Linked DNA regions of Homo sapiens: region 2 is linked to region 1. The links are chromatin contacts, found by Hi-C or POLR2A ChIA-PET in ENCODE. All regions are on one chromosome and are shown on one strand. Each heading gives the region's core, a stretch centred on a gene start or an enhancer-like site at or near the end of the contact. The rest is flanking DNA. Distances are from core to core; before and after follow the strand shown. Region 1 holds the start of BRD9 (bromodomain containing 9). Region 2 holds the start of SDHA (succinate dehydrogenase complex flavoprotein subunit A).

The links. A loop is a pair of places that touch in the nucleus more often than their neighbours do. ChIA-PET counts read pairs that join two places held with the same protein, here RNA polymerase II (POLR2A). Pooled maps may share reads with other maps.
Region 2: a pooled map shows a loop between it and region 1 (16-fold over the local background). The contact joins the promoter of SDHA here to the promoter of BRD9 in region 1. A Hi-C loop is called at or near these places in 3 of 37 single-sample maps with no recorded cell type and 14 of 50 pooled maps. POLR2A ChIA-PET finds 5 or more read pairs at or near these places in 1 of 52 experiments (MCF 10A).

Annotation. Positions count from the first base shown.
Region 1 is chr5:890,207-895,877 of GRCh38, reverse strand. It overlaps BRD9 (bromodomain containing 9), which reads left to right and starts at 3,077. Exons shown (of 16, transcript NM_023924.5): 1 at 3,077-3,272; 2 at 4,024-4,238; 3 at 4,591-4,723. The coding sequence starts at 3,221. It overlaps TRIP13 (thyroid hormone receptor interactor 13), which reads right to left and starts at 2,994. Exons shown (of 13, transcript NM_004237.4): 1 at 2,788-2,994; 2 at 926-1,091. The coding sequence starts at 2,879. RefSeq lists silencers at 2,708-3,327, 3,518-3,736 and an enhancer at 3,076-3,708.
Region 2 is chr5:215,730-221,400 of GRCh38, reverse strand. SDHA (succinate dehydrogenase complex flavoprotein subunit A) reads right to left here and starts at 3,081. Exons shown (of 15, transcript NM_004168.4): 1 at 2,983-3,081. The coding sequence starts at 3,045. It overlaps CCDC127 (coiled-coil domain containing 127), which reads left to right and starts at 3,248. Exons shown (of 3, transcript NM_145265.3): 1 at 3,248-3,308; 2 at 4,542-4,672. The coding sequence starts at 4,552. RefSeq lists silencers at 2,471-2,710, 2,941-3,270 and an enhancer at 2,263-3,071.

The DNA.
Region 1 (5,671 bases), core at 1,828-4,327:
TTAAAATATTTCAAATTGTTGGCTATTATTAACAGCATCTAACAAACATCTGTTCAGAAAGATCTACAAAATTGCATGATTATCAGCTACGATAAATTCCTACAAGTGAATCTGCAGTCAGAGAACATTAGAACTTTCCCTGGGCAGCCCGTGCCCTCCAGTTAGGGTGTCCATCCCTCCACAACAGTGTGGGAAGCTCTTCCTTCCCTCAGACTGGCCAAAACCACGGCATTATCAGATCTCAGTGTGCACAAAGCTCTGAGCATGCACAAACATGAGTCCTAACGTATGAATGGGGAGGTCCACCTCACGAGCAGAACTTAGTACCAAGCCTGTCCTTCACAGCTGGTTCTTACAGGACAGGAATTGTACTGCTGTAAGTGATAAGTCTTCCTTAGGAATGTTTCAGGTTGTTTTTATACTGGTGCCAGAATCGCCCCAATGCCTCCACGCCCTCACACAAAGCTCCTCTAACCCATACGCATCAACTCAGATGGTGGGTGAGGTGGCCATGCATGGGATGAGATAAAGGAATTCTATAAGGCAAGCCCATCTTCTCATCTCTGTGGCCCCACACCTCCTATGGTCCTAGCACACACTGAGCACTTTATAAACATTTGCTGATTGAAAGAATGAGACATGGCACACAGGCCTTACCAGCGCAGCCCACTATTGTACAGCACTGCATTCTCATTCCTGGTTTCCAATCTGTTACTGCTATACTGAGAGCACCCCGACATCAGGGCTACTTCCTACTCCCAGCACCTGGCTCCTGACAGCTAGTGAAAAGAACTTGTCTAGCCACCCAAACCAACAGAGAAGTGAACCTGTTTCTGACAACAGGCTATGAAAACGGCAAGACATTCATGATACAACCTTTTGTATTCAGCTAACTGTTCCTTGGCCCAGCAAATTAGTAACTTACCTGTGAGTCTTTAACCTTTAATTCTGTGTCAATAATAGACACAGACTGCACATTTCTGGTCAAAAAAGGTTCATCAAACTCAGTCCATGTGTAATCACCAAACACAATATTATGTCTGTTGAGTAGCTTTCTAACACTCAGGTTTATGTCTTCTTTCTTTGCAGTGCTAAAAAAAGAAGCCAAAACACACATAAATGATCTTAGTTCAAAAACAAAATGTTAAAATGAAGTGTTTTGAAAAACTCAGACAATACATAAGAAAGCCCAGTAGTTAACAGGGTAAGTTGGAGTTGGCCTGCCTGGGACCAAATCTAGAGCCACCCCTTGCCTGTGGGTCCTCTACCAGCTGTGCCCTGAAGAAGCTGTGCCTCAGCTCCCAGTTAGAAAAAGGGGACAACAGTAAGAGTTCTCGCTATGCTGGGCTACTGTGAAGTCATTAATACACTCAAAGTGTTTAGGACGATACCTGGCACATAGTAAGCACGCAATAATGTTGGCTTTCACTATTACTAATGAAGTTCCACAGCTGTGGGGTCAGGCCTGGGGTCTGCATTGTAACAAGTCTCCAATAGCCGTGATTCGTGCTGAGAAAATCTAATGCTTTCAGCTTGGTATCCAGGGCTTCCCTTGGTCCCCCTTGCTGCAGTCCTCCTAACACCTCCCCTTTCTACAACAGTGACCTGGTCCCGGATCACACCTCTGTGCCCTGCTATGCACTGTCCCAGCTTACTGGCCTGATCAACTGCAGTCACCCTCTAAGTCCTATTCAATGTCTGCCTCCCTCTGAGCCCTCCTGGACAGGCTCCTCAGAGCCAGGCAGGTGACATGTGGCCCCTTTGCAATCGTCCCAGCACCCTACAAGCAGCGACCACCATGCATAGTGCGGTTGTGTGCAGGTGTCTATGAACTCTGGTGCAGTTGTACGTAGGTGTCTGTCCTCTAGGTGCAGCTGTGCTCTGGTGTGATTATGCCTAGCGTCTCTGGGCCCAGGTGTGGTTGTACATGGGGTGTCTCTAGGCTGCGGTGGCACTGTGTACAGGTGTCTCTGAGCGCTAAGGTGTTTACACAGGTGTCGCCAGGCTGTGATGGGGCTTTGTGCAGGTGTCTCTGGGCCCTGGTGCAATTATGCTGACGTGTCTGAACTCCAGCACCTAGAAAATACCCAGTCAACAGCTATTCTGTTAAAGGAAAGGTCTCTTCCTCTGCATCCCCTCTGAGGCTGGTGGTCTCACCTGACCTCAATCCACCCTCCGTGGACATAAGGAGGGTCTGTGAAGGTCTGGCCCCGCCGCTGAGTTCCCCCCACTCCAGGGAGCAGCACAGCCCACAGGCCCCACCATACCATGAACTGACTTGGTCACAAATGAGTGGGATGTGCTTTGAACCCTAAAAATTTAACATCGAGTCCGTGAGGAACGGGAACAATTAAAGGGTCTGAGAAGCAGTGGCTCAAAGAATAACCACCCAGCTTTCGGCTGAGACTAGAGCTCTCTGTAATGCGCAGCCATCCTATTCTCCAACGTGGGACTCAGGGCCACATCAATGCACTGGAGGACAGCCGGGGCAGGGGCAGGGTCAGGGCCAGGTCCGTGAGCTGAGGTCGGGTCGGGGCTCAATCTGTGAGCTGGGGTCCTGCGCGCAGGGCTCGGGTCGGCCGGGTCAGTGCCCTGCGGTGGGGTCGCGTCATTGCGCTAGGATCCGGTCGGGGCCCGGCGGCCTGTGCGCCCGGGTCCAGTCGGGCCGGATCAGTACCCTGGGGTTCGGTCGCATCAGAATCAGTGCGCTGGGGTCGGGGCTCGGTGCACGCGCTGGGGTCGGGGCGGGTGGGTGCCCAGAGGATGTGTCGGACAGGTCCGGCTCACCTGCTGCCGCGCTGATGCACCTCCACGTGGACCGTTGGCGACTCGGCCACACAGGGAAGCGCCTGCTTCAGGTCGCCCACGGCCTCGTCCATGGCGCCCCCGAGAGCAGTGGGGACCCAACCAGGGCGCGGCCGCCGCCACCTCACGCCCAGCGTCGCCGCCACAGCCGCTGCCTCAGCCCGCGGGCCCCGCCCTAGCTTCGAATCTGCCGCGCGAGGCGCACCACCTCCTGACCCGGAAGCGCTCGGGCCCGGCAGGGCCACTTCCTGCCGCGGCCCCGCCTCGCCCCGTTTCCGGCGCGGCCCAGCGAGCTCGGCAACCTCGGCGCAGCGAGCGCGGGCGGCCAGCCAGGGCCAGGGGGCGGTGGCGGCCAAGGTCCGACCGGGTGCCAGCTGTTCCCAGCCCCCGCCTCGGGCCCGCCGCCGGCGCCGCCATGGGCAAGAAGCACAAGAAGCACAAGGCCGAGTGGCGCTCGTCCTACGAGGGTGAGGCGGCGGCGCTTTGTGACGCGCGGCGGGCGGGGTCCCGGGCACGGGGGAGGAGTTCCGGGCACGCGGACGGGGGTCCTGGGCACCGGGCGAGGTCCTGGCCACGAGGGAGGGGTTCTGGGCACGCGGGAGGGGGTCCTGGGATTTCGGGCAGGGAACCGGGCACACGTGAGGGGTCCTGGGTAGGCGCTTACGTTCCTGGTAGAGGGTTCTGGGTTCGAGGCTGCAAGCCCACTCACCCCGGTCCTGGAGACTAGGGAAGCATCTGTGCTGGCTTTTGTGTGGAGCTCAGGGAGAAGCTGGGCTGCCCTTTCTCCCGCCTTTCCCTCCCTCTCCCTTGCTCCCGCAGCAGCTCCATGGGTGTCAGCGGGCAGCACGGGCGCCTGCAGGAAGTCAGGCGAGGGTGAACCGAAGTGCTGGGGGTTTCTAGGAGGGAGATCGGGCTCCGGGGTTCCAGGTCCCTCTTAATCCATCTTCTTGAACGAGTAATGTGAACAACATCCCACAGGGCCTCTGGTGAGGACACCGTGGCTCGAAAGGGACCTGAAGCTCCCTGCGGAGGGGAAGGGAGAACAAGGAGGCAGTGACATGCCGCCACTGTGGTCTTCCCTTCCGTCTTTCCCTGCTGGTTGGCAGCCCCGCTGTACTCCTTAGGGAGGCCTTTCCCTCTTAGCACCTTCACGTCTCACCTGGCTGCGTGGCGTTTGCACCTGAGCACGCGGGTAGAACTCGGTCTGTGTCTGTGCAGATTATGCCGACAAGCCCCTGGAGAAGCCTCTAAAGCTAGTCCTGAAGGTCGGAGGAAGTGAAGTGACTGAACTCTCAGGATCCGGCCACGACTCCAGTTACTATGATGACAGGTCAGACCATGAGCGAGAGAGGCACAAAGAAAAGAAAAAGAAGAAGAAGAAGAAGTCCGAGAAGGAGAAGCATCTGGACGATGAGGAAAGAAGGAAGCGAAAGGTAAAGGAGCAGCGGCGGTGGCCCGGACGCTGCCCACGAGGAGCCCGTGGGGAGCCTGGTCCCAGGACCCAGGCAGAGTGCGCCTGCGTGGCTGGAGGAGGGGAGGGGGTGTTCCGTTGGTAGCAAAACGCGAACCGCTGAGGCCCGCAGACTCAGTTCCAGGATCCTGGGTGTGCTGTTCCTCAGCAGACCCTGCCAGGGTCTCTGTGAGGAGGGAGCCTGGCATGAGGAGGATCTCGGAGGGGGTTTCCCTTAGTTCTGTCCCTCCCCTGAGAACTGCGAGGGGATTGGGCAGACCTGTCCGGATCCCGCCTACTCCTGCCTTTCTCACTCCCTTGACTCTGCCGCCCAGGAAGAGAAGAAGCGGAAGCGAGAGAGGGAGCACTGTGACACGGAGGGAGAGGCTGACGACTTTGATCCTGGGAAGAAGGTGGAGGTGGAGCCGCCCCCAGATCGGCCAGTCCGAGCGTGCCGGACACAGCCAGGCAAGGGTGCACTTTTAGAGACTCTCCTGGTGTTCACAGCTCATCGTTGTAAATGAGGGGTCGGCACCGTGTCCTGTTGCTTTGGGGAGAAGCATGGGAGGGAGGAGAGCTGGTATTTCCAGGGCCTCATCCCAGGTGTCCTCTGGCCTGAGGTTTCCTCCGGTGTCTCTGAATGTCTAGAGCAAGGCGTGGCCAGTTACCACTGGTGCCCTTCAGTTTTGTTTTTTAACTTGTTAGCTAAGGATGGCTTATATGTTTTTTAAGCGTTCATAAAAAGAAACAAAAAGGCATCTCCACAGAGACCAATCGTATGTGACCCGCAAAGCCTAGACTGTTTTTTGTCTGGCCTTTATGTAAAAAGTTTGCCAGCCCTGGGTCTTGAAGTTTGGTTTTGTTTGCACTTAAGACAGTATTGGAACAGTAGCCCCATCTGGGTCAGACTGGTAAGAGAGATGCATGTCAGTGAAAACGCAGGTAATTCCCCTTGGGAAGAAGGGACCTCGAGGCCCAAATGGTGGGTCTGAAGTTGCTGAAAGTGACCATAGGCTGAGACAAAGGAAGCTGGAGGCCTTTAGTAGAATCTCTGTCGTGGGCACCATCTGCGAAGGATGGCATTTGGCTGGAATTTCCAGTTGACAAGGACTTGCCCTCTGAGTTCTCTTTGTCCCCAGCCTTCCTGTGCACAACTCACAGTGATGAGGCATTTGTACCTAAGACAAGGGGTGTCTCTTCCCAGCAACTCTCAGCATCCAGTGGTTCCTGGATTATAGGGAAACAGACGGCTGGGCTTTGGGACATGGGACATCAGGGAGTGGGGAGGCTAGTGCTGCGATCATTCAGGCCGTCAGAAACTGTCTGAGGCCTGCTGGCTCCACTGAAGGAAAGTTCTGGAAAGCTGGTGGCCTTCTGAGCTCCTGTGGTCATTTGGCTCTTCAGGCACTTTCTTTT
Region 2 (5,671 bases), core at 1,832-4,331, 670 kb after region 1:
ACGCACGACTGTATCAGGAAGAAGCGGAAGCAGGGTAGTTTAAGTGAACTAAATCCCCTCTCTAGGCAAGAAGTCTAAAACTGATAAAAATGCACCTGCATATCCGCTAAAGAAACAGAGGTATTACAAATGCCAGGAGTCAGTATCAGAAACAGGAATTGCTTTCATGGAAAATGAACTGGGTGAGGGAGGGTATACTCATTGATTCTTTTACAACTGCGTGTAATTATTCTCACTAGAATTTTAGTGTTTATTATTTTAAAAACAGGGATACTTAAAATACAGTTCGGCCGGGCGTGGTGGCTCACACCTGTAATCCCAGCCCTTTGGGAGACCGAGGCGGGCGGATCACGAGGTCAGGAGATGGAGACCATTCTGGCTAACATGGTGAAACCCCGTCTCTACTAAAAACACAAAAAAATTAGCCGGGCATGATGGCAGGTGCCTGTAGTCCCAGCTACTCAGGAGGCTGAGGCAGGAGAATGGCGTGAACTCGGGAGGCAGAGCTTGCAGTGAGCCGAGATTGCGCCACTGCACTCCAGCCTGGGTGACAGAGTGAGACTCTGTCTCAAAAAAAAAAAAAAATTCAGTTCACACATGGTTACTGTGCATAGGCTGTGAGCCCTGGTTCTCAAGAGCATCACCAAAGGTTTCAAACATTACCCACAGAATCCTCACTAACCCCACGGAAAGACGGAGCTCAGAGAGGATTCAAGTCGGCCGGCCTGGCTCTGGATCCTGGACTTGCCCCCCTATCTAAAGACCCTTGGGAAAAATCTCTGAGACTCCCAACTAATATTAATATCCAGGTTTCATATCAAAAAACAAGTCACAATTTTTCAAATAAATCAGGAAAAACATCATGAGGAATGCAGAATGGAATGCCATTGTTGTTACAATTATCCCAAGAAGCAAAGCAAAGGTTTACTACTATAATGGCCTAAATAATGTATTTCTAGAACACCATTAAACATATTCAGAACAATCCATTCAAAGAAAAGAAATCAATTTGTCCTAGAACAATATATTGGATGTTCATGTTAAGGGATTTGAAAAACTTCACCTGAAGTAAGCAGTTAACCAGTAACTATTGAAGTTTCTTGGTTTTCTTTTTCCTCTGATTAAACTGCTTTCGAACAGTTTGCAAGCTGTGTCAGTGCACTGGGCCATAAAAAGAAACCAAAAGCAAAATAAGTCTGATAAGTTCGTCACTTGAAAGCAGTTGTAAATACAGAATGATCAAAACACCACAGAACTGGCCAAAATGAGGTTAAAAAATTCTCTCTGGACTTTACTGAAATTATCCTCAGCATCTATTTTCCAAACACATTTCTCAGTTGGCTATCACGAATTTCTTTCTTTTTTCTGCTAATTTTTTGATTATGCTGTTCCTTCGTAAACTCCAATTCTTCAGGAAAAAAAGCCTATCTGAAATGCCGATAAATATGCTGCTTGCAGGCAGAATTTCTGTAGGAAAAGCTAACTTCATCAAGATAAAAAGACTTTTACAAAACCCAAGACTAAATTTTGGTTCAATTTTGCTATCTTGCCATCCCGTCTGAGGTGCCTCCGCCGCTGGCAGGGTCTTAGTCTGCAGAAGGAACACCGGGCACCATCTGGGTTGAGGACAAAGGCACTAGCTCTAGCTTTTCTCCAATCACAAGCTACCATTTCCCCTAAAAAGCCCCACTGACCATGGGCTTTCCTTCCTGCTTGTGGACGCCCTCCTAGCAGCTCTTAAAAGCCCAAGATGCGGCAGGGGTCTCTGCTCAGTCAGTACCAACCACAGCAACACACTAGAACGGTTTACACGCTTTCTGATGTTGGCAGGATGGCTGTATGACTAATCCTCACATTTAACTCAACGAGATTTTTAATAAGTATTTCAAAAAGGAGAAAATTGCACAATTACAGGCATAATTCAAATCAATATTGCTGAATGCCTTGGTTCCTATTGAGATTTTTATTCTGCAATTTAAAATTACTTTGTAATTAAGGAGGTGGGTGGGTAAGTTCATTTAAAAGAACCAAACAACTAAACCTATCCAATTTAGCTTGATTAAATAAAACCCTAGAAGGCCGATTCTTAAGATGCAATCGTAGAGGGCACATTCAGACACTCAGAGAGCAAGGGCTCAGGGAAGTATAACCCTGACCACCATCCTGGACTAAGCCGAGCCCGGCCCTAGAGGCACTCAGCGCACAGGCAAGCACAGGTCCCGGCGTCCTCGCCCGGTCAGTGCGCTGAGCTCTCCGCCTGAGTTTTAAAAACTGGCACAGCTGCTTTTAAACACTGGCACATTTTTGGTGGCATAAGGACCACCAAACACGACCCAAAGTAGAAGCCCTTAACTTACAAGGTCTCGAAGTGGACATGGACAGATTTGCGCTTTCTGGAAAGGCGAACTGCAAGCCTAAGCTCGGGCGCGCCACGCTTCCCACCGGACGCCCACCGGGCCGAGCCCGGCCACTCCTCGCACCCACCCGGGCGGTCTCACCCGCCCCGCCGGCCCCACCCACGGGCTGCGGGCTGCTCCTCAGGACAACCCGCACAGAGGGCGGCAGAGGCCCAGCCCAGCCAGGGCGGCCACCGGCCGCTATCCGCCCGGGTGACCTTGGGCAGACACGACTCCTCCCCGAGTCCACCTGCCAGGCACTGAGGCGAGGGGCTACCTCAGCCCGCGGGGTCCCAGGACCCCAGGCCCGGACCAAGGCGGCGGAGGGGACGCCCAGCAAGCCCGCGGGGTTGTGACCTTCACCCGGACGCGGACTATCTACTAAGGACCGAGCTCCCCGGGTCCCCGAGTCCGCCCCGCGGCTTCCCCTCGCACCGGCCCAGGGCTCTCTCAGCCCCTTCCCGATCCCGGGACAGAGGGCGCAGGGACCCGGCGCCCGCTCCGCTCGGACCCGCTGGGGACCGTCCCGCTCCTACCGCCGCCTCGGCCCCCGCCTGCCCCGCCCCGGTCCGCGGCACGGACTCACCGCCTTGGCCAGCGCCAGGCGCCGAGCGCTCAGCAGCCGCGACAGGCCCCGGACCCCCGACATGTCTGCTGTTGCCGCCGCGCAGTCCCGCCAGTCCCTGCGCAGACTGCGCCTGCGCACCACACCGGGGTCGAGCTGGCGGGGGAGGGGGGATACCGCGCCTGCGCACCACGCCGGAGTCGAGCGGGGCTGCAGTGGGGGACATCGCGCCTGCGCACCATGCCACGCCCGGAGCGGGTACTGAGTGGGGGCGCCGCGCCTGCGCAAAGCGGACCCGCGGACGGTGGCGTTAAGGGAACGCTGAGGTCCCGCGCTCCCCGACCGAGGTAGAGCGGGCCCTGTTCCGGGGAGGTGGTGGGCACCAACATTTTTAAAGCCCCGTGGGTGGTTCTCCGGGATCGCCCAGACCGAAGGGCCTGAACGCCCAGACCGCAGGGAATGGGGTCGGAGGGGGGCGCTCGTCCGCGGAGGTGGGCGGGAGCGGCCCGGGGCCTCCGACCTCTTGTTTATTATACATCCCTTGATTAACTAAACTATTTTGTAATTGTGTGTGTTTGTGGAGGTCACATGTAAACAAACTTAAAGTGACTCTACTTTGTGAAAATGTGAAACTTCGTGTAGGTACTCAGTAAATCAGTAAATTCTTACTAACGTTAGCCCCCAGCCTAGCTATGGAGGGTGCATGCTGAGCCCGAAGCAGAGAACTCTGTAATCTCTGCATTCATCACCACCACGAGGAGGCCTCAGAAGCTTCTAGCACTGTTTGCACCTTCCCCACATCACCCCTCCCTGCCTTCCTCACAGTCTTCCTTCTGATCAGAAGACCCTTTCCTTCTTTCTCTGCCTGTCAAAATGCTGCTCACTCTTCAAACCCTAGCTCATATGAAAGTGTCCGGTGTGAGCCCACTTTTATCGAGTTGATTCTGTATCTTTGATACAACTGTATGAGGGTTCTCCAGAGACACAACAAATAGAAGGGAGACGTGAGGAATTGGTTTAAAGGTTCAATTGCTAATCTCATCCAAAAACACCCTTACAGACACGCCCAGAAATAATGCTTAACCATGTATCTGAGCACCTCATGATGCCGTCAAGTTGACAAACAAAATTAACCATCGCAGCAGCCATACATTTAAACATATTTGTACCAGAGAACTTACCTGATTCTACCTGCACTTCAGATGCTTAAGACATGTCTGTTTTCTCCACTTTCCCCAACCAGATTGTGAGTCGCTTTCATCTTAAGTTCTTGTTTTTTTTTTCCTTTTTCTTTTTCTTTTTTTTTGGGGGGGACGGAGTCTCGTTCTGTCACCAGGCTGGAGTGCAGTGGCGCGACCTCGACTCACTGCAACCTCCACCTCCCAGGTTCAAGCGATTCTCCTGCCTCAGCCTCCCGAGTAGCTGGGACTACAGGTGCCCGCCACCATGCCCGGCTCTGGTCTAGTTTTTTTCTTCTTTGAATCCCGTAGGGCCTCAGTGCTGTGCAGCAAGCACATAGTTAAAACTGAAGAAAAATTTCTTGAATAAAAGTAGTTAACGTTTTTATTCTTTACTTCAAGGTATATCTCCATGAATAACCTAAATGATCCCCCAAATTGGAATATCCGGCCTAATTCCAGGGCGGATGGTGGTGATGGAAGCAGGTGGAATTATGCCCTGTTGGTTCCAATGCTGGGATTGGCTGCTTTTCGTAAGTCATGGTTTTCTTAAAATTCGTGTTTTCCAGGCTGAGAGTGTGGAGCCCCGGTGAGGGAGGCAGCATGGTGTGGGAGCCTGAAGGCCGTGACTTTGGGACCTGCCAGGGACAGCCGAGTTTTATCCCCTGCAGTGAACCGTGGGCAAATCACTTAAGCTCTGAGCCTCAGTCTTCCTGTTCACAGGAGATGGATAATCATACTTAACCTCAGCACACTGCAAGGATTAAGTCAGCCAAGGCGTTTAGAAGCATTTTGTGTGGGGTGGGTTTTAATAACTTAGTTCCCTCTGAAGGCTTTGCTGCTCTCAAGTCGGGGAGGAGGTTCCTTATTTCAGGTGCCCTCATAAGGACTGCTGGGGAACAAAACGGGTGTAAAGGAAACCAGTGGGCTGGGCGTGGTGGCTCATACCTGTAACCCCAGCACTCTGCGAGGCCCAGGTGGGCAGATCGAGTGACCAGCCTGAGCAACACAGCAAAACCCCGTCTCTACAAAAAAATACAAAAATTAGCAAGTCGTGACGGTGCACACCTGTAGTCCCAGCTACTCAGGAGGCTGAGGTGGGAAGATCAGTGGAGCCTGGGAGGTCGAGGCTGCAGTGAGTGGAGATGGCACCACTTGCCCTCCAGCCCGAGCAACAGGGTTAAAAAAAAAAAAAAAGAAAACCAGTTTTGGAAAACCAGTGATGTTTAATGTTTAGGAAATCAGTCTTTGGGAGACTTCATCCATGAAATCTCTGCTTGGCCTGGCCAGAAAAATTCTCTCTAGTTTAGATTGACTTGGCACCACTTTGGGGACCTGCCGGTCATATGCAGACTTACATCCCCACCACACAATCAATTCACTGATGCAGAGGAGTGAGTTTTGTGTTTCTTCACATTCCATGGTTCTGGGCTGGCACTTAGGAACATGAGAAACTGAATAATTGAATGGAAGAAAGGCAAAACTGCCCTCTAGTTGTAGCGATACATTTTGTGTAGTGGCTTTTTATCTGC